Regions from separate parts of the Homo sapiens genome. Here region 2 is linked to region 1. A link is a loop called in an ENCODE intact Hi-C map of the cell type or tissue named here. Cell type or tissue: endothelial cell of umbilical vein. All regions are shown on one strand. Each heading gives the region's core, and the rest is flanking DNA. Links, peaks and the distances in the headings are about the cores only.

Region 1 (12,026 bases), core at 1-8,000:
TTTCTTTTTAAGGGACAGAGTCTTGCTTTCTCTCCTAGGCTGGAGTGTAGTGGTGTGATCATAGCTCACTACAGCCTCAAACCCTTGGACTCAAGCCCAGGCAATCCTGATGCCTCAGCCTCTGGAGGAGCTAGGCCTACAGGCACATGCCCATACCTGGCTAAGTTATTATTAATTATTATTATTATTGTTTTTGCTCTTTCTGACAAAATCCTTTCAGGCAATAATAAGTAGGGGCCAGGATAATTTATGTTCATGAGTTCAGAAAAATGCTACCTAATTTATGTTATCTGTTCTGAACATATCTGACAAGAAAGTTTTTCTCATGAGGATCTGTGCCTCTCCATTCCATTCCTCCCTTGACCTGTTCCTTACTTGTCTCGTGTCTTTTGCCTGAAAATCAAATCACCAGAGTCTACTCTGTTAATAACAATCATCATCACAGTAGCTCCTATGAACCTATCTCTATATTAACTTTATCATAATAGGCATAAACCGGAAATAACCCAGGATGCAAAGTAAATGAAGACTTACTCAAGGAGTATGTACTGTATGATTCTATTTATATCAAATTCTAGAATAGACAGAACTAATCTAGGTATAAAGAAATCAGGACAGTGCTTGCCTCAAAGAATGAAGGTAGAGATTAACTAGGAAAGGATGGTAATATTACAGATGTTAATAGGGTTATTGGTTATACAAGAATATTAATTTGTCATAGCTAAGCAAATATATACTTAAACGTTGCCCATTTTGTTGTAGGTTTTATATTAAAAGAAAATACGACAAACAGACATCCAATTCTGGTTAATAGTGTATCTGAAGTATGTAGAGGAAAGTGCCATTTGCTTTGAATTGCATTACAAAATATTTGTTAGGTGATGAACTTTAGAAGAATTGCTGTATAGATATGAAATAAAGCTAATAAAATAAGATGTTAACAACAAATGGCGTAGCCCTATGGGTGTTCACTGTAAAGTACTTTCAACTTGTGGTATGTTTGAAATGTTTCATAAACTAATCATAGTGGGAAAGGGAGTGCTAGTTAATTGTTCTTGTCAGTTTATACCTAGTAAGCCTTGCTAAATTTCTGAGAATTTTTGTGCAAATACCATTGTTACAGGAAAGGGATCCCGATCCAGACCCCAAGAGAGGGTTCTTGGATCTTGCATAAGAAAGAATTCAGGGCAAGTGCACGGTGCAAAGCAAAAGCAAGTTCATTAAGAAAGTAAAGTGGTGAAAGGACAGCTGCTCCATAGACAGAGTGGGATGTACCTGAAAGTAAGAGGAAGAACGCATCCACCCTAGGTACAATGATTGCATATATGGGGAGATGTGTTCTGCTACAAGGGTTTGTGATAAAGGATTAATTTCATTAAATACTGTATTTTGCAAGAAACGGTATTATTTTCTTTAAAGCAATATTGGGAATGCCTTTGTTATGCAGATATCGGGATATCTGGACACTCCCAAGTCTGGGTCTGTTTTAGTAAACATTATTAATCTGTTCCCTTAACCATAAACATCCAGAGTCTAGGAATGCCTAACTTTCTGGGAATGCAGCCCAGCAAGTCTCAGCCTCATTTTCCTAGCCCTCACTCAAAATGGGGTCGCTCTAGTTTGAACGCCTCTGACAGTATTATTCTTTGGCTTATAGAAATTTTATGACCAAACAAGACTCCTAGTATCTCTCAGAAAAACAAGGACACTAGGTATAAGAATGATAATTACATTATATGAATTATCTTTTACTACTATTTAGAATGACTTTATTATGTGTTAAATGAAAAATTTAAACTTGACTATTAAATTTAAATCAAAATAACTTGGCCTATGAATTAAGTCTAATTTTTGTGATGAGTTAGAATTTACCAAATAACATGTCCTAAGTGCAACCCTAAACTATGTTTTTTTAACAGTTGTAACTCCTGATACAGAAGGTCCTGGCACCATCTGGAGTCATGACTAATCTCGTGCATTTTCCCTAGAGGACAGAATTAACACACTGATCATAATCTCTTTAGCCATAATCTCCTTTAATCTTTTACAATCTCATTAGAACGTCCCCCAAACTCTGTAATGGACCTATTGTCAACTTCATTTAATGTATCCTTTTGTAATTCGTTACCTTAAATGGAAAATTTTATCATTTTAGAAATTTGGAAAATGTAGAAAATAATGTGAGCAAATGATTTAGCTCATATTTTACCAAAGAAAATATTTTATATATTTTCTCTTTTTAAAGATCTATTTTTACTTGGAGATCTTTTCTGGGTATACTTTTGCATCACTGTTTGATCTTTTCCCCTAAATGTTATCTGAGCATTTTCAACATGATCATACTTGTCATTATTTTTTATTATTATATAGTGTTTCTTGAAATAAAGGTATGGTTATTATCCTTCCACCATTCATTTATTTTGTCACTCATTAAAAATATTTATGGAGTGCTTCCATGTGCTACATACTTAGAAAACTCAGGCAGCAAGATAGAGATTATTTCTATCTTCATGGAACTTATAGCCTAACAGAGTTCATTGACATTTTAAAAAGCTATGCCAGTCAATAAATAAGCACAAATTGTGTTATGCACCATAAAAGGAAAAAAATTACAAAGTTGTTTGAGAAAGATATTGGAGAGCCTAATATTTATTTGAGTTTTAGGATACATTACAACCAACCGAGTAACTTTTGGGTTTTATGTCTGCATGTTTATTTCTCTTATCTTTCAATAGAATTATAAACTGGGAAGGTGAAGATTTTTTTGCTTATCATGTTTATACCTCCATGTGGCAGTAAATGTAGTATATTGAACACGGAACACTAAATAAATATGTATTCAATAAATTAATGATTTTTCTATAGGTATTTGTCTCCTTTTGAGGTTTTCTTGTTTTTGTTGGTGCTTGGTTTTGTACTGTTTTTCATATCTTTTATCACATAAAAATCATGGTGAACCCTAAATGGTTTGATTTATAAACATAACTTTTAAGCACAAGGTAAATGTTCTAAAGGAAAAGAAATGCCCAAATGTGTTTTCTCATGAGTTTAATATTCAAGTTCAATTATATGTTGAAAGATATGTTTCTGTGGTTTAGTGACAGATTAAAATATTGGTTTATCTTTATTATAGAGGAATAAATCCTATTAGATATAAACTCTTTGAAGCAAGAGGCTATGCTTTAAATTGGTTTCGATCAATATCCAGTGCCTTATAAAAAGAAGGTACGGCCGGGCGTGATGGCTCACGCCTGTAATCCCAGCACTTTGGGAGGCCAAGGCAGGCGGATCATGAGGTCAGGAGATCGAGACTATCCTGGCTAACATGATGAAACCCCGTCTCTACTAAAAATACAAAAAATTAGCCGGGCGTGGTGGTGGGCACCTGTAGTCCCAGCTACTTGTGAGGCTGAGGCAGGAGAATGGCGTGAACCGGGGAGGCGGAGCTTGCAGTGAGCAGAGATCAAGCCACTGCACTCCAGCATGGGCGACAGAGCAAGACTCCATCTCAAAAAAAAAAAGAAGATACCTGGTAATCAATGAATGGGTAAATGAGTAAATGAATGAATGCAAAATGGCCTTCTCTTTCATCAAACTTTATGTTCTCAAGCCATACACGTTTCATCTAGACTCCACAATGCTAGACGTTTTAGGGGGAGTTTTTCATTTTTTTGTTTTTTAATGATATTCCTAAGGTTTGAGCAGAACACCATAAAGATCATAACATTAAAATGAAATCAAAATTGGCCTTTTGCTTCCATTTTAGGGTTAACAGAAACACTGCAAGTTAGACTGCCAATCATCTCCCAATCAAATAAAATTCTTTGTTTTTCTTCTTTAGTTGTTATGTTTTATCTACATCCTTCTGCTATTCAGATGTTTTTCTCAAGTGACTTGGACATTGTAGTTCTCAGAAAAGATCTATTTTTACCAGTATGAATGAATTGTAGCTTAAGCTGCTTCCTGGCTGAGGAAGGTAGCTATTAAAACACTAACCAATAGAGGCTGGAATATGCCCAGTGGAAAGTGAGTGTACAGGAAAGCAAGCAAGAACACTGTCAGAAAAAGGAACATTTTAATGCATTCCAATGAGGCCAAAGATGCCACTAGGGTTTGAAAGGCAACCAGTTGTGATGAGCATCAATGACTCATGAAAACCACAATTTAGTTTACTTTACAGCTCCTGCTGCTGTTTCAGATGACTTAAGTCCTAAACTAATTAAGGAAAGTCACAGATTTCAGTATGGCCAAAGATAGGAATTGACCTATTTCCATCGATTTTCATTTCAGTGACACAATCATTGCTGGAGGCAATCCAACTTCTGTGAGTTTGACCTTTGTCATTAGAAAAATGAAAAAAATTAGATTTAATGATTTACAGGCTCCAATGCAGAATGATTGCTCCAAAAATAAGGTTTTCTAAAGAGAAAGAACTTTAGCGACATTCAAAATATTTCCAATTGACACACAGAAAAGTCTTGCTGTGCATTTGGAACTCTCTATTTCCACACATATCAAGGAAGGTTCGTGATGCCAGAGTTGCATTGGAGGTTCCCAAAGACCTCCTGGTTTTCCATATGGTAGAACCAGAACAGAAAGTCTTTCTAAACCCTGGGAAGCAGAGTAGCTTAAAAGTCAGCTAACTTCCATTCTAATAGCAGCTTCTGTGGAGTGAGGACATCACAATGTAAAAATGTAATCATATCTTTAAATTTTCCTTGTGGAAATAAGGTGTACAAAATTGAGCAAATCATTAACAGTACATAAATGGTCCACTGACAGACTTTTTTTTTTTTTTTTTGATTTGGAGTCTCACTCTGTTGCCCTGGCTGGAGTGCAGTGGCACGATCTCGGCTCACTGCAACCTCTGCCTCCTAGGTACAGGCAATTCTCATGCCTCAGCCTCTGGAGTAGTTGGGATTACAGGCACCTGCCATCACACCTGGGTAATTTATGTATTTTCAGTAGAGACAGGGTTTCACCATGTTAGTCAGGCTGGTCTCGAACTCCTGACCTCAGGTGATCTGCCTGCCTCGGCTTCCCAAAGTGCGGGGATTACAGGTGTGAGCCACCGCGCCCAGCCCAGACTATGAATTTATTAGGAAAAATAACATTTATAACAGTCAACCTAAGAACTACAATATTACTAGCAACTTATATTCATCCTGTGCTAACCTAGATCCATGCTTATCCACTCATTCTTCTGTCAAAACTAACGACTTTCTTGAGAATTTTGTGGTTTTCATTTTCTTGTTTTATTTATTTCTATATTATTTATGTCTTGCTCTAGCTATATATCATATATATCTATATCTAAAGAATATATTGTGTTTTTTTATTTTTATTTTTATTTTTTGGAGACGGAGTATCACTCTGTCCCCCAGGCTGGAGTGCAGTGGTGCGATTTTGGCTTATTGCAAGCTCCACCTCCTGGGTTCATGCCATTCTCCTGCCTCAGCCTCCCGAGTAGCTGGGACTACAGGCACCCGCCACCACGCCCGGCTAATTTTTTGTATTTTTAGTAGAGACGGGGTTTCACTGTGTTAGCCAGGATAGTCTCGATCTCCTGACCTCCTGATCTGCCCACCTCGGCCTCCCAAAGTGCTGGGATCACAGGCCTGAGCCTCCGCTCCCGGCGTGGTTTTTGTGTATACTGTTTTTAGTTTCCCGGAAATGCTTTTTTAAATTCAAATATTGTGTGCTAAGATCCCTACCTGTCGAATTTAGTTGTAGTTCATTAATTGTTCACTGCTGTATAATATTCTACTGTGTGAATATACTGCACTTCATGTATTCATTTTCTCATGGAGAGCAATTTGGGGTGTTTCCAGATCAGTTGTTTTCCTGTGGCAGAGAGAGTACAGAGAGTACTGCTATCAATATTTTTGTACAGGTATCCAAGTACCTACAGTTAAACTGTAAGTAGAATGGCTGAGTCATAGGGTACACAAATGTTGAACTTTATAGACAATACAAGTTGTCTTCCAAAGAAGTTGTACCAATGTGTACTGCCACCAACATTGTAGAAGAGATTGTATTGATCACCACTCTCTCCATCTCTTAGCAATCAATGTAAGACAATTTTTTCCAATCACATATTGGATATACATGTTCTTCATGTTAATCTTCTTTGGATCTTTATATATGTTATGAATATCTTCTTCTAGTTTTACCTTTTTTTTTTTTACTTTCTAAAAGGCATCTTTTGATGAACTATGCTTTATATTAATGTAATATAATTTACCAAGTCATTTTCTTTCCTGGTTATCGCTGTTTGTATCTTGTTTTCAAAAGTCTGCTCCATCCAAGATTAGAAATATTTTATACTAGAATTTCTTCCAAAATCTTTAATTTTGCTTTTGACCTTAATACACGTGGAGTTGATTTTGGTTATGTGACATACCATGAACTGAAGCCATTTTTCCGCCTCCATATGGCTTATCAAGTATTTTCAGCTCTATTTTTTTTATTGTGTTTTTTTGTTGAGACCACGTCTCAGTGTGTTGCCCCGGGTGGAGTGCAGTGGCACGAGATCTCAGCTCACTACAACCTCCACCTCCTGGGTTCAAGTGATTCTCCTGCCTCAGCCTCTGGAGTAGCTGGGACACTACAGGCGTGGGCCACAACGTCTGGCTACATTTTTTTTTTTTTTTTTTTTTTTGGTAGAGAGAAGGTTTCACCATGTTGACCAAACTGGTCTCAAAACTCCTGACCTAAGTGATTCACCTGCCTCGGCCTCCCAAAGTGCTGAAATTATAGGCATGACCACCATGCCTGGCCTCAGCTCTCTTTTTTAATAGTCCTTCCTTTTTCAATAATCTACTATGTCATCTCTGTTACATATCAAAGTTCCATATATGCTTGGATTATTTCTAAGTTCTATTGATTGATTTCTCTATCCCTGCATCTATACTGTATTCTTAATTGCTATAGCTACATTGTAAGTATTTTTATCTTGTAAAACAAGTCTCCCTTTTTCATTTTTCTTCTCTAACAGCATTTTGGCAATTTAAATGGAAGACAAGAGGGCAATTATAAGCCCTCTCATCTTCATTTAAATTTTAGAATTATATTGTCAAGTTTTTAAGATAACCTTGATGGAATTTTTAATTGAATTTTAAAAAGTGGTTAAGTTAAAATAAGGTCTTTAGGGTGGGCCCTAATCCAATATGACTGATGTCTTTATAGGGAGAAAATATTAGACACAGATCATGTAAAGACACAACAAGAAGGTAGCCTCTGCAATCCGCAAGCCAAGGGAGAGGTCCAGATCAATTTTTAAAAATTACCATCTTTATAATATTGTGTTTTTTGTGCTAGACCATAGTATATCTGGCCAGTTATTTAGGTTTCTTTAAGGCCTTTCATTAAAGCTTTATATTTTTATACTTTTCTATGACTTATTCTTGTATATCTCTTGTTTGACTATACCTGTGTACTTTAAATTTTGTTACTATTGAAAATGGTGTTTTTAGGTTACATTTTCTAATTATTTTAACTATATCTTCCTGTCTCTACTTTTTTCAATTTTAAATAATCTAGTCTTAAACCACTCACTGTATTTTGAGCTATGAATTAATTTAGCAGCATTCAAATAAATACATTAGACTTTCCCAACCCTGTGTACTTCCCTTTTTCACCACTCTATTACTCTTCTCTAACAAGGCAAAGTCTTTGATGCTCAGCAGGTTCTTGTTAAATGCTAGTCACCAAGCTAACATTGTCAATGTTTTTCCTAGGATCACTCCCAGAACACCAACGTTTTCATTAAATAAGAAAAAAATAACATTTGCCTTTCTCATCTCTTTAGGGAGAAAAACAACATAAAGATGTTTTCAATTTCCTCATGGGCAAATTGCCCCATCCTCATCCATCCCAATACCAAATTTTACTGCATCCCAAAGGGACATTTTATAGTCCTGACATGATTAAATTAAAAAAATAAGGGCTAGAGGAAGAAAATAAATTTGAAATCTTCCATTTATTGTATCTTCTGCTTGGAGAGAAAACATACAAATTATTGCATAAGATGTCTGAGAAGCTCAGTCATAAATAAATGCTTAACAATGCTTATCTAATGTTTCCCAAATGTTACCTAACAGTATAATATTTTAACTATATTAAAATCCTTCAAGATATTCTTTAAGAAATAATAAAGAATGAGGAGTTCATGTCTGGCAAAATGTCCAGTCTAATATTAGGTCCTTGTGGTCAAGCTATATATTAACTGTAATATATAATATGAAGAACACTGAATATATTTTACATTAAAATAACAGAAAGTAAAATTCTCCATTAGATGCAACTCTTACTGCAGAGGGAAAAATAACTTGCTTCCATTTTTTCATTACCTCAAGAATATTAATGACATTGTATCCAAGCAACAAGATGGTAACACTTATTATCTTATCATACTTGGATGATTAAATTTGCTGTCATATAAAAAAGAGGTATATTAATACCAAAAGACAGCTTTCTTACATCTAAATAGGATATATATATATATATATATATACTTCCCATATTTCCAATATATATAAAATAGTCTCTAATCAACTGTTCAGTTTTTGATGCACAATAATGAAGTGTAGTGATAGGGACCCAATCTGACCAATTCTTTAAGATATCTCTTCTATTAAAATTCAAGGTTCTGGCTGAAGAAGTAAGATTTAGAAAGGAGAGAGGCAGATAGATGGGTCCTAGAAAGAAAGCAATGAAAAAAACTAAAATCTATCTTAGTGTTTATAGGAAGAAGTGGTAGTGTTTTCTAGGGGCCTGTTGTGTGCACAAATCTCTATGATATTTGCTTGGATTTTTAAAATCTATTTTAAATTTATTTTAATTGTGGAAAATAAATGTAGCATAAAATTTACCATCTTAGCCATTTTTAAATGTACATTTCAGTGGTATTAAGTGCATTCATATTGTTGTGCTACTATCACCACCATCTACCCATGAACTCTTTCTTTTCATCCTACAAAATTAAAATTCTGTACCTATTAAATAATTATTTCATATATCCTCCTCTCCCAAACCTTGCAATCACAATTCTACTTTCAATCTCTATGAATTTGACTACTCTAGGTACCTCATTTAGTGGAGTCATGCAATATTTGTCCTTTTGTAACTGGGTTATTTTATTTAGCATAATGTTTTCAAGGTTCATCTATGTTGTGGGAAATGTCAGAACCTCCTTCCTTTATATACCCTATTGTATTCATCCATTCATCTGTTACTGCACACTCATTTTACTTCCACAAGTTGGTTATTATGAATAATGCTAGTATGAACACTGGTGTGCAAATATCTTTGAGTCCCTCCTTTCAATTATTTTGAGTATATATACCCAGAAGTGAAATTGCTGGATCATAGTCTAATTCTATGTTTAATTTTTTTGAGAAATAACCATACTGTTTTCTAGTTTTCTACAGTGTCTGCAGCATTTACTTTCCCTCCAACTGTGCACAGGTTTCCAGTTTCTCCCTGTCTTCACCAACACTTGTTATTTCCTGCTTCTTTAATAATAACCATTCTAGTACATAGGTGTCATCTCATTTACATTTCCCTAATAATTAGTGATGTTAAGTGTCTTGTTATCTGGTCATTGGTCATTTGTATGTTTTCTTCGAAGAAATGTCTATTCAAGTCATTTGCCTATTTTAAAATGTCTACTTTTTGTTGTTGATTTGTGGGAATTCTTCATATATTCTGTATATTAACCCCTTATCAGATCTATGATGTGCAAATATTTTCTGCAATTCCAGGAGTTGTCTATTTGCTCTATTGATTGTGCCCTAAATGCAGGGCACAGACGTTTTAATTTCGAAATAGTCTAATTTATCTTTTGTTGCCTGTGCTTTTGGTGTTATATGTAAGAAGTCATTGTCAAATCCAATGTCACAAACTTTTAGCCTATAGTTTCTGCTAAGACATTTATTGTTGTAGGTCTGTTATGGGCTGAACTGTATTTCCCTAAAATTCATATGTTAAAGCCCTAAACTTCAGTAACTCGAAATAGAATCATATTTTAATATAAGATATTTAATTTTATTTATTTATTTTTACTGTTATTTTATTCATTTATTTTTTTGAGACAGAGTCTTGTTCTGTCACCCAGGCTGGAGTGCAGTGGCATGATCTCGGCTCACTGCAACCTCCGCCTCCCAGGTTCAAGCGATTCTCCTGCCTCAGCCTCCTGAGTAGCTGGGATTACAAGTGCTCGTCACCACTAATTTTTGTATTTTAGTAGAGATGGGGTTTCACCATGTTGGTCAGGCTGGTCTCGAACTCCTGACCTCATGACCCACCCGCCTCAGCCTCCCAAAGTGCTAGGATTACAGGCATGAGCCACTGCGCCCAGCCAATATAAGATATTTTAAAAGGTGGTTAAGTTAAAATAAGGTCTTCAGGGTGGGCCATAATTCAATATGACTGATGTCTTTATAGGGAGAAAATATTAGACAAAGATCATGTCAAGTCACAACAAGAAGGCAGCCTCTGCAATCTGCAAGCCAAGGAAGAGAGGCCTCACCAGACACCAAACCTGCCGACAACATAATCTTGGATTTCTAGTCTCCAGAATTGTAAGAAAATAACTTTCTGTTATTTAAGCCCACCCAGTCTGTGGTATTCATTATGGCATCCCTAAAAACTAGTACAGGATGTGTGGAGTTAGTTTTTTTAATTAAACTTTTTGTTTTGAGATAATACAGATTTACATGTAGTTGTGTATCCTTCACCCAGTTTCTTCTAATGGTAACAGGTTATAGAACTAGAGTATAAATATCACAAGCAGGATATTGATACTTAGACAAGACACATGTTTTATTCAGATTTACCCAATTTTACTTTCACTTGTGCATATGCATGTGTGTGTATATGTATACAGTTCTATACAATTTTATCATATGTGTGTATTCATTTATTAACCACCACAGTCAAATACTGGATCCCTTGTGTTGCCCTTTCATAACCACAAATTCTTAACATATGGCAATGGCTTAACTGTTCTCCACATTTATAATTTTGTCATTGTAAGAATTATATATAAACAAAATCATACATTATATAGGCATACCTTGAAGATACTGCAGGTTTGGTTCCAGATCACTACAATAAAGCAAATATCACAATAAATCAGTTCATGCAAATTCTTTGGTTTCCCAGTGCATATACAAGTTCAGTTTACATTATACTATAGCCTACTGAGTGTGCAAAAGCATTTTGTCTAAAAAAATATACATACCTTAATTAAAAATACCTTTTTAAGTTAAAAATTGCTAATGATTATCTGAGCCTTCAGCAAGTCCTAATCTTTTTGGTGGTAAAGGGGCTTATCTCAGTGTTGATGGCTGCTGACAGATCAGGGTGGTGGTTGCTGAAGTTTGAGATAGCTGTGGCAATTTCTTAAAATAAGGTAAAAATGAAGTTTGCTGTGTCACGTGACTCTTCCTTCCATGAACGATTTCTCTGTAGCAGAATCCTGCTGCTGCTTTATCAACTCAGTTTATAGAATATTCTAAAACCTTCGTTGTCATTTCAACAGCGTTCACGGCGTCTTCACCAGGAGTAGATTCCATCTCAAGAAACCACTTTGCTCATTCATAAGAAGCAACTCCTCATTTGTTCAAGTTTTGCCGTGAGACTGCAGCAATTCAGTCACATCTTCAGGCTCCACTTTAGTTTTAGTTCTCTTACTGTTTCCATCACATCTGCAGTTACTTTCTCCACTGAAATATCCAACCCCTCAGAGTTATTCATGAGGGTTAGAAGCAACTTATTCCAAACGCCTGTGGATGTTGATATTTTGACCTCCTTCTATGAACCATGAATGTTCTTAATGGTATCTGGACTGGTAAGTCCTTCTCAATTTACTTCTTTCAGATTTATCAGAGGAATATGATCTACAACAGCTGTAGGCTTACAAGTGTATTTCTTTAATAATAAGACATGAAAGTCTAAATTACTCCTTGATCCATGGACTTCAGAATGGATATTTTGTTAGCAGACATTAAAACAATGTTAAT
Region 2 (15,453 bases), core at 1-8,000, 71 kb after region 1:
AAAAGGAAAGAAAGAAGTTATAAAGCCAACCAGCCACTTTCATCATTAACTTTAGAGATTATTGTTATTATTATCCCCATTTTATATCTAAGAAATATGATGTTTGGAAATAATGTTCTTGCTCAAGGTTCTATGAAAGCCAGAATCTCTCAAATTATGACAGTAATTGAAGGTATCTTGATATTAGCTCATATTAGAGATGTCCATGGTATATGTATAATCTCAATTTCATATAAAAAGATATGAGTTTTCAGCGCATTTACCAAAATTAGGTGGCAATTGCTTCAAAGTAGCAATAGATTCAACTACTTGTGTGTGTCTAAGGTCAGAAACTGTCAAAGGTCAATGCCATAGAAAATTAATTCCAAATTAAACTGAGAGAAAGCCAAGTTGAATAAGCTCCACGAAGGAAATCAAGCAGAATTCTTTGGTGCCAAGATATTTGGCAGTCTTCTCAGGCATAACTGCTTCTCTTTCCTATTTCTCTCAATTTATTCCACATCATGTAACTTTATAAATGCGTGAGCAAATGTCCCCTTGCCGAGGTGCAACATTGCTCTGGGAAGTATAATTGGCACAATTCAGTAAACCCTAAGACCTTGGCAAGATGCATGCCACTGGCCACTGCTATGTTACTTTGGTTCAACTCTCTATTGGAAAATATTTTAACTATTTATTATGAAAGAAATAGTTACTCATCTCACATTCTTAGAGCAAACATAGGCCAACTAGATATTATAATGCAGTTGTATGGGATGTGTCCCAAAGCAAGAATACTGATTTGCTGTGGGTAGGGAGAAATGTTAGTTATGAAAGTATCACAGAAGAATACAGAGGCCAAACTATACATATTCTAATTTAGTGGTGTTACCCTTGTGTACAGACCCTTGCTACTCAAAGTATCAGCCATTAGCACCAGCATTACCTGGAGCTTATTTGAAACGCAGAATCTCAGCCCCAACCCAGAGCTACTAAATGAGAATCTGCATGTTAGCAATATCCCCAGGTGATTCAAAGGCATATTCATTTGAGAAGCACTGGTCCAGATAACTGTACTGTGTATACCACTTACCTTCTTGCTACAATCTTAATACTACAGTCAGAAGTTGTATCCTCTAAAAATGGCTGTTTCTCTAGGCACCAAGTTTTAAAAAGACTATTAAATGTAATCAAAATACAAATATTTTCTGAAATTCGCTTTTCCAATTTTTATTAAAATTGAGTAAATATTTTTACATTGTCAAATTTTATATTATAAAGAATGAGAGAAATACTTTTAAAACATAGTTTTACATTCATCCTAAGGCAGAGATATATGATATATATATCACAGATATATGATATGTGATATCTTTTATCTGATCTTTTATCAGATATATATCTCATATCTCTGTGATATATATTACATATATATCTGATAAAAGATTATATGGTATCAAAGTTTGAGATACTTATAATGAAAAAATTATCCTTTAAGTATTATCTGTGCCTAGAAATAAGATAGTTAGTGGGGGGCACAATAATGAGGCTATACCCTATATCTTGGAAATACTATAACCCTCTGAGTGGTATATATATTATACATCAGCTCATCAGATCTGAGCAGAGATACAAAAATTATGGAATGGCATCCGGGCCTTTGAAGGCTTGGCTGTAGTCTATACACTGAATTTTCCAGAATAAGTATTGGTCAGCCTCAGAAATAGAGAAGAAAGAGAAGGGGAAGAGATGGAGAAGAGGAAGAGAAAGAGGAAGGTAGATGGGAGGCAGTTATGGTCTTGCCTATTCAAACATGATCCAAGGGAAAAGGTATTTTCCAGACCAACTGAACTATGGAGTCCATGTAACAGCAGTATCTCTTGTGAAGACTGGTTTCTTAGCAACAAATGTGTTGATAATCTGACTTCTGTAATTTGCTTAAATGGAGAGAACAGGCAAATAGGAAAATGTTCTGCCCTAAAATTATCCTATCTACTGACTTGATGTAGTGCTATTTAAATTAGTTAATTTTATTCCGGTTAATATACCTCAGATTATTATAAATCAGCTAGAGTGAGTAATCAATTCTTCTAATCTTGCTAAATCTAGGACAGTGGTAAGAATATATAGCACAACCAGCAAGTATCAGAGCTGGAATCTGGACCCCACTGTAAGTTCTCCCCTTTCCTAAATTATGTTATTCCTTCACTAGAGGTTCCTAGATTTTTTTTAAGGGACTTCTTTGAAAATATGATAAAAACTAGAGATGAGATGCACCTATGCATAGACAACAACTAAAAAAGGTCATCATTTCAGGGGATTCATATTGCTTGAAACTTATCTACAGAACCTGTCATCTTCAAGAAACTTCTTCTCTGATTCAATAAAATACATTCACAGAATTATCAGTAGAATAATTACCAAATGTTCTATTGCTTACAGATACATATGTGTACACACAAACTAGAGATTCCATTCTAAGGAGGCCCCTTTTGTTTAGATAAGCATAATGATGGTTTTATGTGTGCAAGTCTGGAGATAACTTGTTTAGAGTAGCACTGGGGCAGAGAGGATGATCTGTAATGGAGACATGTCCTAGACAGGATAAGCAAAGTTAGGCTGGGCAGCGTACAACCCTCACAGCTCGGTGCTTTAGCTGTCTTAACATAATGAGGGCTTCTTTCTCCACAAATCACCTTTTGAGTTTGGGCAGCATTCCAACTCAGCAGTCCAGGCCACTTCTGTCCTAGGTCTCTACTGTCAAAACCCAAGGTCTTCTCATGATTGCCATAGCTGTAGAAGAGAGAATAAAGGGTCTCATATATACAATAAAATGCTTCCACCTGGAAGTAATGCATTTCACTTCTGTCACAGTCCTTTGACCAAAACTAGTACCATAATCCCACCCAATCCAAAGGAGCTGAGAAGTAAGGGTTACCAAATATCCAGAATGATAAGAAAACCTGACAATGATGGGTTCCAAAAATGTTTACTAGAAGACATGTCAAATAGAAGAGCCTCTATTGGTTTACTGGAGGTGTTCAATATTAAACTTCTCATTTGCCTACCCCATGTAATCTTTGATAAAATATATACCCTTCTCATTCTTCACAAGTTCTTGAAGAATTGCTGAGCTCTGCGTATCAGTGGGGCATACACTAGGTACAGAAAGCTCCACCCTAGAGGGCAGAGATGGAGAACAGTGAGCAAAAGACTGACATTCAATGATAGAATGCTATTAAAGAGGCAGCTTCCTACAGTGGAAAAAAACTGTCAGAGACATGCCTTCCAGGCTATAGTGTACTATTCTGAGAAAGTTAAATGACTTGCCCATCTGTAAAATGAATAAGCGGGATTTGATAACTTTAGTGTTAAATTGTACAGCACTAGCAATAGATGCAAAAGCAATTAAAGAAGAGAGAAATCAATTAAACAAGTAACATTATTTTTAGCAAGTAACCTCATTTTTTAGCCTATCTGACCAATCTATTACTACCTCTGTTGATCACTTCTATGAAAGAGATTTTATTAGGTAAGATATATCAAGAAAATTTAATTTTGCTTTTCCTTAAAATATAACACTAAGTATGAAAAACAGTCTTTAGACAAATAAAATAGGATCTTGACTTTTAGTGATTTTTATTTTTTTTAGAGATGGGTTCTCTTGCTGTTTCCCATGCTGGAGTGCAGTGGGGCAATCATAGTTCACTGCAGCTTCAAACTCCTGGGCTCAAATGATTATCACACCTGAGCCTCCTGAGTAGCTGGGACTACAAGCAAATGCCACTGTACTTGGTTAATTTTTAAATCTTTTGTAGAGACAAGGTCTCTCTTTGTTGTCCAGACTGGTCTTGAACTCCTGGCTTCAAGTGATTCTCCTTCCTCACCCTCCTCAAATGGTGCGATTACAGAAGTGAGCCACCGCACGTGGCCTCTTTTTATGCATTTCATTTTCATTTTATTTTCTGAAAAATACACTAAAATAAGTAATATTTGGTGCCATATATTTATTCCACTATTTAGTAGATGTATTTAGGATAATTGCATATATAAACATGATTATGTGTTAGAGTTTGGTCAGAGTTTACCTAATTCACAGCATAATTATGAACAGCACTCCATTTCATTCTCAAAAGTGTCTCAGTTTGGACAGTAAGTTGTATGTCACCCAATGTATGTGCTATATGATTTTCAACAACTGATTTTTGAGAACACTCAACATCAAGGCTCTTATCTATTGCTGTTATTATTATCAGCTCTCAAATTAACTGAAATCTAACACTGGAGACAATTAGAATTCATGCAAAATATCAATATATTTGTAATCTTTGTATTGTTCCCTCAGGGTACAAGGTTTTCCATGTTCACATCACCAACTACAGCAATCAACATGAGTTATTGTTTTCTCTTGGGTCATTTACAAGAGGAAATCCTCTGAGGTGAACAATCACTCCTGATTTCACAAGGGTAAGTAGAAGCCAGTAATAACAAACATTATCCTGTGACATTTCAACATTGGTCTGAATAAAATACCTGATACACAGAACACTGAGAAACACAAACACAGTCTATGGATTTCTTTGCCTTTGTCATGGAGGAGTTCTTACTTCCCCTAGAATAACTCTTCTCTAACTCAAAGTGAAAAATAAAAATAAAATTAAAAAGTTACATGACTCTCAATTCAAGCCTAATGTGGATCTCCTAAATGACCTTCTTTATAACTACTATTAAAAAGAGCAAGTTTAAATTTGCTTTCAAAGAGTGATCACCTCCTTTTTTGGTTTAAAAATTCAATACATTTTTAATATTTCTTTAGTGTTGACTATTTTTTCCCTGGTGCTAATTATCTTATGGTCCTCTAACTCATTATGCTCTTTGATGATCAACAATTAAATCAAGTTAAGACTACCAAAAGTTAGTAATAACAAGTCAAAAATCAATGCCAAACTAGTATGACCAAAAATCAAACTTTGGGCCATGCATGGTGGCTCGTGCCTGTAATCCCAGCATTTTGGAAGGCTGAGGCAGGTGGACTGCCTGAGCTAAGGAGTTTGAGACCAGCCTGCAACATGCTGAAACGTCGTCTCTACCAAAAAATACAAAAAATTAGCTGGCCACAGTGGTGCACACCTGTAGTTACAGCTACTCGGGAGGCTGAAGAAGGGGGATGGCTTGAGCTTGGGAGGTGAAGTTTGCAGTGAGTGAGATCACACCATTGCACTCCAGCCTGGGTGATAGAGTGAGACCCCAACTCAAAAAAGAAAATGACACTTTGCATCACCATCCTGTTTTGCTCCACTAACTCTCATGAGTTATTCTGTGTGAGATTCTACAGAGATAGAAATCCTTTACAGATAGAATTCCTTTACAGAGAAGTTGCTCTATTTGGGGAACATAGGTTAGTTATCTTAGCATGAGCCTGATATCACAGTCAGAAAAGGCAGTGATGTTTTGATTATACCATTGAAATCACATTAATTTAATTCAACTAAAATCTAGAAGGGGGAACTATCCGCCACTTAGTAAATTTTACAAATATTTTAATAGCAATATTGTCATATTTGGTTTATTTTAATATCCATACATTGCTGATAATTTCTGGGCAATACAGAAAGGCCTTTTTCATAGATCCTTGGTGTAGAGTTTGACATCTTTCTTCTAATACTGAGTTTTGTTCTACCTATACTGAAAAGATTTCTAAGATAATTATCACTGAATTCAGGAGAAGGTACCAAATGAATCCAGGAGGGAAGTCATGAGTAGTTTCCCATGATTACAAAAGAACTTGTGTTTCTTTCTTCACTGCCTCCGGAGTAAATGAATACCAAAAGCAGAAGGGGACCTGAGATATTTATAGTTAACTGGGCAGTTAGTGGTAGGTTGTATTATTTTGAAGCAAATTGCAGCTAATACTCTATCTGTAAACATTTGTTTGTATCTCCAAAAAAAATAAGGACTCCTTTAAATGTAACCACAGTTCCATAATTATACCTTCAAAATGGCAATAATTTGTTAATTCTATCAAACTTCCTAATTAGCTCATTAAAACTTTTAACTTTTAGTTTGCTTTTCCCAGACCCAAATAAGGACCAAAAATTACAATATATGTCCAATAAGTCTCTCTTAAACTCTCTTTTCTCTCTCTCTCTCTCTCTCCTCTTTTTTTTTTCTCTCTCTCTCTCCCTACCCATCTTGCTAATTATTTATGGATAAAAAGCAAAATGTTCACATTCTGTAGAGCATCTTACAGTCTGGATTTTGTCAATTGCATCCTGTGATGTAATTGATGTGCTTATAAACTCCTAATATTTAACCTTCATTAACCCTTTGGTTAAAATTAAGTAAAATTTATGTAAAAAATGACTAAGTGCTTGTTTTTGTCCCTTTTTTTATTTATCTTTTCTTGTCATGCATTAGGTACTGGGAATTGATCCCAAAATTCTTTATTTTCAATCCAGGTTTCTTTCCAATACACCTGCTGGTGCCCATTAGCTTATATATATATTTTATTCATTGTCTGGGTGTCACACAGAGAGTGGCTCTGGAAGGTATCTGGAAGAATATAGTTTAAGAGAGAATACAGAACTGTAGGCCTAACCATCATAAAATGGTTCCTCATATTGGGAAATATAATGAATCAACAGTGAGGAGCTCTTGGTGACCAAGTCAATATTTTTTCATCATCTTATAGTAAAATACCGAGGCCACATCACATAGTGGTCTAGAGAATATCTCTTTTAAAAGTGTTCATAGTAATATTAGCTGTTTAACTTTGGTGAATTTTTTTCCAGACATTATTTTGCAAAATATGGCCTCCCTAATTAATGAGGTTTTTTTTTGTTGTTGTTCTGGCAATTTCTTTCTAATATATACACATATATGACAAAATCTTTTTTAAAAATTGAAAAAAAGCTTGGAATTTATACAATTAATATAATATTGGCCTGGGTACAGTGGTTCACACCTGTAATCCCAGCACTTTGGGAAGCCAAGGAAGGCAGATTACTTGAGCCTAGGAGTTCAAGACCAGCCTGGGCAACATGGTAAAATTCCATCTCTACAATAAATACACACAAAAAATTTTAGCCTGGCATGGTGGCATGTGCCTACAGTCCCAGCTACCCAGAAAACTGACGTGGGAGGATTGCTTGAGTGGGAGGTTGAGGCTGTAATGCTCTATGATTGTGTCGCTGTACTACAGCCTGGGCTACAGAGTGAGACCCTGTCTTGTGCTCTCTCTCTCTTTCTCTCTCTCTATATATAACTATATTTATAGTATTTACATATATAATTTATATATATAATTCATACACATATTTATACATATATAATTTTAATATATAATTTATATATAATTATAATATATATAATATATAATGCTTATTACAGGATATGAATAACCACAGTGATATTAAAACTTAAAAAATATATTTTAGAAAGGCTTTACATGACCTTAGTAGTATTAATCAATGAAACTGAACTATTAATATTATCCCATTTCTTTTCTGTTCCTGTCTCACTCAAAGAAATTACTGGATCATGTTCCAAATGACCTGCATTCTCATCTTCTATTTACTAACCCTGGAAACAGAAGGTCACCTTAATTCTTGATACTTCTGGAAGAGAATTCTGATAGGTTTCCTGAGTTTCCGCATGTCTTACAGCAGAAGCACCTATGGTCTTTGTTGAGCCTTAAAAGATTATCTTTTCAAGGACATTTGTATAGTGAACAACCTTGGAGGTTAAAGTCTCCTTCCAGAACAGAGGGAAGGTTTGTTTACTCTCCAGTATAATAAAGATAATGATTTACTCTGTGCAAAACTTGGGAAGGTTGCTTGTGCAACCCATTGTAAAATATTAGGGTTCCCTAAGTTTTGGGCTTCTCAGCTGTGAAGCAATAGGTCACTCCAGTAGCAGAAGGGAATTTGATGCAAACATAAAACTCATGTTTCTTGCTGTGTTGTGAGTAATGAAATGCTTTGTTTCTGATCCAAGAGTCTTGTGACTTCTGCCTGTTTTCATAAAACTATGGTGGGTTAACTTGCCAACTTGCAGGTCGAGTAAAACCACAGTCCTTAAGAGATGCTACAGTTTGCTGTCTTTAGAATTAAGGTGCTGGCCTATGTGTTGGTTTAAATTTACTTTTTAGTTCTGATTCAACGCAGAGAAATAAGACTCTTGGTTCATGTCCTCAAGGACTTATAAACTTCTGAGGCTGAAAAATGTATAAAGAAATGTTGCAGGAACTGCTCCTTCAGCCGAAGTGAGAGTCAATAATCTCTGACCATGTCTATGACCTGGTTGGAGAGCTGAATGGGTTGGAATGTGACTGCACAGAGTAAGTACATGACGGCATGTTTGTCTCTTGTTTGGGCTGAAAAGAAGAGATTGAACATTGTCATCTGACATAACTGGGAGGACAAGAGAATGAAGATAACCCCCATGGAATGTAATCTGATCCCAGTGGTGAAATAGGTTTCCATAGTTATTTTCATGAAAAACCACTGAGGTATGGGAACACAGCAGAACTGCTCATATACAGTGACAAAGCATAAAACAGAGCAGTGAAGATGAGAATTCTTTCTCCTTGTGCACAGCACTTCCTTCTCCTAGATACCACGAAAACTCAGTCTGGTACATCTTGGTACAGTCTGAAGTAGCTGCACCAGAGCAACAGCAGAGACCCTGGTGCTCAGCAGGAGATGGTACATTCCCAGTGGACACAGCAGTATCCAGTGTCAGCCTGGTGGGAGATAGTAAATGTCCCTTGTGAAGCCAGCTTGTAGGTACATGTGGATCAACCCTGTCTACTACTAGAAATGTTTGAAAGACAATTCCCAGGGCACTGAGTTACTACTTGAGCAGGTTGGGTCAACATTAAAGCAATTTTGGTCATTTTCATTTATGTGACCCATTTATCTCCATGGTTAGTGAGGCATGAGGAAACTCAAGTTACATTACAAATAGAGTGAAATAGAGTGAGTGTCATAACAGAACTTAGTGTTATGGAAACTGAAAATATTTGAGCTAGATCTTGAGGGATGAATAGGCTTTTGCTAAGTGGGTAATAAAATTAAAAGAATCTTTTACAAAGAAAACAATTGCACAAGTCTACATTCTGGATTATATATTTCAAGTTAAATTTTGAATTGTAAGAGCCAAGTTATCAACGTTTTCAAGATTAAATTGTAAGTACCCAAATAACAGAACAAATACATTCAAAAGAAACATTTTACATACACAAGCCTGGACTTCTCACCTCAATAAATTATGTATAGTGATAGGGTTTGATGCCTTACAAACTCAAATTTAGTTTAAAAGGATTCTTCAAGTTATGTATTTTGTTAGTGCCTCTCCTCATAGCCTTTATACATATGAGAATTCATTCTGTTCATATGTGCCAATAAATTTAATCTTCCATTTTTTTTTCCAAAAATGTTATATTACATATCATCATACTTTATTTTTCAAGCAATATTTAGCCAATCAATTAATTTTATAAATCAAATGAAATATATACATATTCAAGGATATAGTTTCTTACCTATAAATTAGTCACCTCTATTATTGGTGTTTGATCATCAAGCAAAGCAAGACAGGAGAGCTTGAAGGTATGAATAGCTGAGGTTCCTCATGTTTAGGCAGACATACAAAAGCAACAGCAGAAATGTCTCTGAACAGATTCTACATCACATTTGATGAGGAATATGGTGTGAATTATACTTTGGCTGGTCTTAATTGCTTGATGTCCTAAAACTTTTTGTCTCATAATAATTTGAAAAGTACAATATGACCTAGAGAAGTGAGGCATTGTGAAGTCTGGCAAGCTCTAAAGAGTTTCCTATTGATTTCCCATCTCTTCTTTGATCTTTTATGTGGTGGTTTGTAGTCTTTCATTTTTTTACCATAAGCTATCACAAGCATTATCTGGTAAGTAATATGATAAATTATACCTTAAATTATGTTATTGAAAATTACCCTTGCTATATTAAATGACTCTGCTCCATTGAAATAAGGCATTTTTATTTTTTTAAGTGGCAAGGCTTTAAAACTAGCTGATACAAAATATCCAACAGCATAAATATTTATCTTCTGGGTGAGACCAAGTGATCTATTATACTTTGTTTCATCTTTGACATTGACACCTGTAGTTGTTTTGCAGCCAACTGCTGTGGTGCTTTTCATGACACCATAATTGAAGGTAATATACATGTGGAAGTTAGTGGCAACAACATCTCCCATATCACATGCTGTTCTTACATTGCAACTTTGACACTCCTGCTATTAACAGGTGAGGTCTATGTTTATTTCCCTTGAATCTGGGCAGACTTGTAAATACAGTGGAAACAATGTTATGTGACTTCTGTGTCTACATTTTTAAAAGGCTGGGTACCTTCCGCCTGTTTCTATTAAGATGTTCTCTCTTGGAATGCAGTTACCATATTGTGAGGAAGCCAGCCATATTGAAAGGTCCAGTTGAGTTTCCATCTGACAGCATCAACACATCAATCATAAGAGTAAATGATCCTTCAGGTAATTTTAATCTTACCACTCTCAAGTCATTCCTAGTCCTTGAGACTTCCTAGCTGAGAACCCAGATATGAGGCAAAGTCATCTCCACTGAACCCTTTTAAAATTCCTGACCCACAGAAACCATGAGCATAATAAAATGGTTGTTGTTTTATGCCACTAAATTCAGGATTGTTTATTGTGCAATTATAGTAACTGGACCAATATATTGTCCCTAACATCCTAATAACTCTTGACTAAACAATGTATGTATTTGGGGCTTGTATGACATATACTAAAATATATTTTTCTTTAGACCTGGTGCAGTGACTCACAGCTGTAATCCCAGCACTTTGGGAGGCTTTGGTGGAGGAACACCTAAAGCCAGGAGTTCCCAGAGGCGCCTAAGCAACATAGCAAGATCTTATCTCAAACAAATAAAAAATTAGCCAGGCATGGGGATGTGCACCTATTCCTAGCTAGTTGGGAGGCTAAGGTGGGAGGATTGCTTGAACCCAGGAGTTCAGGGCTGCAGTGAGTTGATTGTGCCATTGCACTCCAGCCTGGGCAAGAGAGCAAGACATAATTTCTTTCTTTTTTTTTTTTAGGAAAAAAAAGATAATTTTCTTTGATTTGAACTAAATTATCTTTCATGGTCATAATCAAATTGCATAATACTTTTTTAGTACGAATATTCCAAGCAGAAACAACTGCAAGTACAAAAGCCCTAGAATCGAAGCAAGACTGGAGAGTTTAAGGAACTGAAAAAGGCCAGTGTGGCTGCAGTGTAATGAGAGAAAGAGAGAATGGTAAAGGTGTATGAGAGACGTCTCATCATGTTTGGCCTTACAGGCCATGGTGAGGTATTGGGATTTTATTCTAAAAATTCTAGATGATTTGATGCAGCACTGCCATGTGCACTGATTCCCATTTTATAAGACCATTACAGTATGGAGAATGGCCTACAGTCTTCAGGGGGAGCAGCATAACCAATTAGAGAGCCAATGCCAGATTATAGGTGAGAAAAAAGGGGGCTTGAGAAAGGATCGCAGTAGCAGAGCTGTAGCAAAGTAGGTCTATTTGGTACAATGTTTGGACTATAGCGATTACAAGAATATGACATATGTCATGAGCAAGTTTGAGGAAAGGAAATTAAGGATCATACTTAGATTCATGGCTGCAATAACTGAATATGAGGGAAGTAACAAAATTGAGGAAAAGCTAGGCAAAAGAAAAGATTTGAAGTAGATATAATCAAGGGTTAAATTTGAGGTATATTTGGCAATTCTGTTTTTAAATTCTAATGAAAAGAAATAGGCAAATAGACTCACAAACATTATAATACAAGCTACTAGGTTGACCTGGTCAGAGTCCAGTTCATACAAAATGAAGAAAATATACTTTTGATGTAGTAATCGTTTTAGGACCAACTACAATTTTCTACATAGGCTGTATATCTTGTTCTAGTTCCTCTCTCTAAAATGTATTGGCTTGATGAGTAGACTGAATTCATTTAAACTGTAGTTATTTTATTGTTTTTATTTGTTTGGTACATCAGTTTTTTTTCATCAACTGGATTTCCTTTTCCTCTACAACACGGTGATAGGATGAAAAAAATAAGACGTTTATAGTGCACAATAATCTTAGATAAAAATGTAAGTAAAAATCTGTCAAAACTGATTAACTATCATAAGCTTTTGGCATATTTGAAACACTATTGAGAAGAAGCATTTGAAGTTCCTAAGGTCAGACCCTGGCCAGATGATAAAATTATAGATAGGAGCTATTTTCCCATATCTATGAGTAGAATATGAATAACTCATAAACAGGAGCCTCTCCTTTAAAGAATTTTATTATTGGCATTCTTTTATTTAAAAAGTAGACACTTAGGGGTGTCCCCTTAAAAGTACTAAAATCTTCCATCTGTGGAAAGTTTAGTAGTACTATTTGGAAATAATTTTTCTTAACTAAAGAAATTAAATATATATATATATAGTTCTCATTGCTGTTTTAAAAAATAAACAAAAAAAAATACTAGTGTAATTCAACTGAATGTTTCATTCTTATTCTACAAACACAATCACCCCAGTTTGTCTGAGTGGGAGATGTTTAAGGCTACCCATTCCTTGCATTGTTTCAGTTGTCGTGTAAGAGAAATAATTCACTCTTAAGCTGCAGGTAAGCGAACAGTGTCCCAGCTTGATTTTCATACTATGCGTTAGAACTGGTCTGGGTAGTTAGCTTGCACATCCAAACAAGTGGTTATAGTATTGATTGCTTTAAACAAACTAGTTATTTCAGCTTAGACTGTATGTGTTTTGTATGAGTGTGATTTACATGTGTGCTCATACACATGAGCATGCAGGCAAATGCAGAGGCATACAAAATTGACATGTTTTTTAGACATCAAGTTTTTTATGATCACATACCTATGGAGGAGTTAAAGATGGCTTTCTTTAGTCCTGACTTTCTCATCACCTTTGTTTATGAGTTTATGAGTTTTCATCACTGGACTATAAATTGTTGCTGGCAGGAACTGTATCTACTTTAGCACTTAGCTTTGTTTAGTACCTGGCGCATAGTAAGAACTAAATATTTGTCAAACAAAACATTCGTTGAAAGTAACACAATTGCTTCCTCTAACCACTGTCTCTTTCTTTTCCACCCCTTCACACACCTTGCAAGATCAATCTTCACTCATTCATTATTTATCCATTTTTAGGCGACATCCTTCTCATTCTATTGAAACTGTTTACATCTAACAAAAGTGAACAATAATCATTTGTTTGCCTAATTCAATAGCTTCTTATTAGCCCTCATCCTGTTTGACCTCTTTGCAATATTTAGCAGAGTTATTATCCACACATCATATTTGAAATTCCTTTGTCTTTTATGGCTTCTGTCAACCTATTTCACCTGTCTTCTCTGCCTATGGAAAAACACCTCTTCCTCTTTGTTTATCATTACATTAGGTAGTTACTAAGGTTTTGCCCTCAGGCCTGTTCTCTTTACATTCTGCTTGCTCCTTCCTGACATTTTCATCCACTTCTAGAGCTTCAGCTCCTGAAACTATATTGATGCTGTCTAACTCTATACTCAAGTTTTGATATTATATCCTGAATATTGTTCTTTGCAAAATGAACATCTGCATTCAGAAGGGGCTTGAAACCACTTTAGTTTTAAAAACAAACAGAAAGAAAAAAACAAATGGACTTTAGCTAGCTTAGGCAAAATCAAAGAGAAAAAGAAAGATTTACTGGGGCTGTTACTGGAGAATGCCAAAAAGCCTAAGGGATGGGATGTATGGCCACCACAAGAGGCCACAGTCCTGAGAGAAACTCAGGAAATCTTTCATCTCTCATTTTCTCTCTCAGAGCATCTGTTTACACTTTTTTTGTACACTGGCAGTTAGCTTTTTGTACTCGTTAGCCCACACGTTGGCATGTAACCAACAATGGTCCCCAAGTTTGCAGAGCCTCAGTTTCAGAACTCAGAGAAAGACCTACTTTGTTTTCTCTGTTCTGCTTTAATAATATAAGGCATTGACTCCTTAGGATGTCACATCCTAGGATGGGCGAATTTCTAGGAAGATATTAACCCACCCCATCCATTCTGGATATATAAAGGGATCCTTGCACAAATGACAGCTTCTTCAAAACCATGTGAAGTGAGAAGAGACATGTTTTAAGAACAGGAGGTGGTAAAGAGATAAGATTTTTCATGGCTAGACTAAATAATAGGTTTCCATTACCATGTCCCATATGCACATGAAAGTCGTGTGCCAAACTCATGAGAGTCCACCAACTCAGCCCCACCCGCTAAAAGAGAGAGGGAGAGAGAGACAGAGAGATCCAGATCCCTTCAGTAAGGAGATAATCCTACCCAGTAATTCAAGGTGGGAATTGCTGAATTGTCTGAGACTCCTTCCTAACTACCTATATCCAAACATTTTACAGTCTGTCAGCTTTAGCAGTGAACTGCTTCATGGCTCCATGTTGCCCAACCCCCCCACAGTAATCTTCCATTCACAATAACCTTCTGACTGGTCTCTTCAACCTCATCATTTCTTTTTCCAACCTTGGCCCATATTAGACCACCACATTGCTTCTTTTTTTTATTTTTTATTTTTGTGGGTTTTTTCTTTTTTCAACTTTCTTATTTTTTTCTTTTTTAAAGAGACAGGGTCTCCCTCTGCTGTTCAGCTGGAATGCAGTGGTATAATCATAGCTCACTTCAGCCTTGTCCTCTTGGGCTCAAGTGATCCTCCCCCGCCTCAGCCTCCCACCTCAGTTGGGACTAGAGGCATGCATCACCATGCCCAGCTAATTTTTAAAAATTTTCTGTGGAGACAGGGTCTTGCTGTGTTGCCCAGGCTGGTCTCAAACTCTTGGCCTCAAGCAATCCTCCCACCTTGGCCTCCCAAAGTGATAGGACTGTACCACATCCAGCCCTCAACCTGTATTTTAGATTGAGGGGGTGCAAGTGCAAGTTTGTTACGTAACTATATTGCATAATGCTGAGCCTTGGGGTACAATTGAACCTGTTACCCAGGTAGTGAGCATGTTACCCAACAGGTGGTGTTTCAACCCTTGCCCTTCTGTTCCCACTGTTGTAGTCACCCGTGTCTATTGTTCCCATCCTTATATCCATGTGTACCCAGTGGTTAGCTCCCACGTATAAGTGAGAACATGTAGTATTTCATTATCTGTTTCTGCATGAGTTTGCCTAGGATAATGGCCTCCAGCTCCATTCATTTTGCTGCAAAGGACAAGATTTTATTCCTTTTTATGGCTATGTAGTATTCCACGGTGTATATGTGCCACATTTGCTTTATGCAATATATGGTTGATGGGTGCTTAGGTTGATTCCACATCTTTGCTACTGTGAATAGTGCTGCGATGAACATATGCGGGGGGTACATGTGTCTTTTTGGTAGAATAATTTATTGTCCTTTGGATATATATT

Evidence for each region. Hi-C counts contacts between places; a loop is a spot of excess contacts. Peaks named below come from ENCODE experiments on the same cell type or tissue, not always from the same donor. Only the 100,000 strongest peaks of a DNase experiment are listed, where the experiment ranks them.
Region 2: it touches region 1 in a loop (7-fold over the local background); 2 of 110 quality-filtered maps call a loop at or near these places.

Annotation. Positions count from the first base shown.
Region 1 is chr3:151,972,293-151,984,318 of GRCh38, forward strand. No RefSeq gene overlaps it. Among named protein-coding and RNA genes, the nearest start is that of AADACL2-AS1, 50 kb to the left of the region's middle. In endothelial cell of umbilical vein, for the core only: no CTCF peak of the experiment used is centred there; DNase peaks (open chromatin) are centred at 1,959 and 4,109; H3K27ac peaks cover 3,321 bases.
Region 2 is chr3:152,043,250-152,058,702 of GRCh38, forward strand. No RefSeq gene overlaps it. Among named protein-coding and RNA genes, the nearest start is that of AADACL2-AS1, 120 kb to the left of the region's middle. In endothelial cell of umbilical vein, for the core only: no CTCF peak of the experiment used is centred there; a DNase peak (open chromatin) is centred at 4,432; H3K27ac peaks cover 1,188 bases.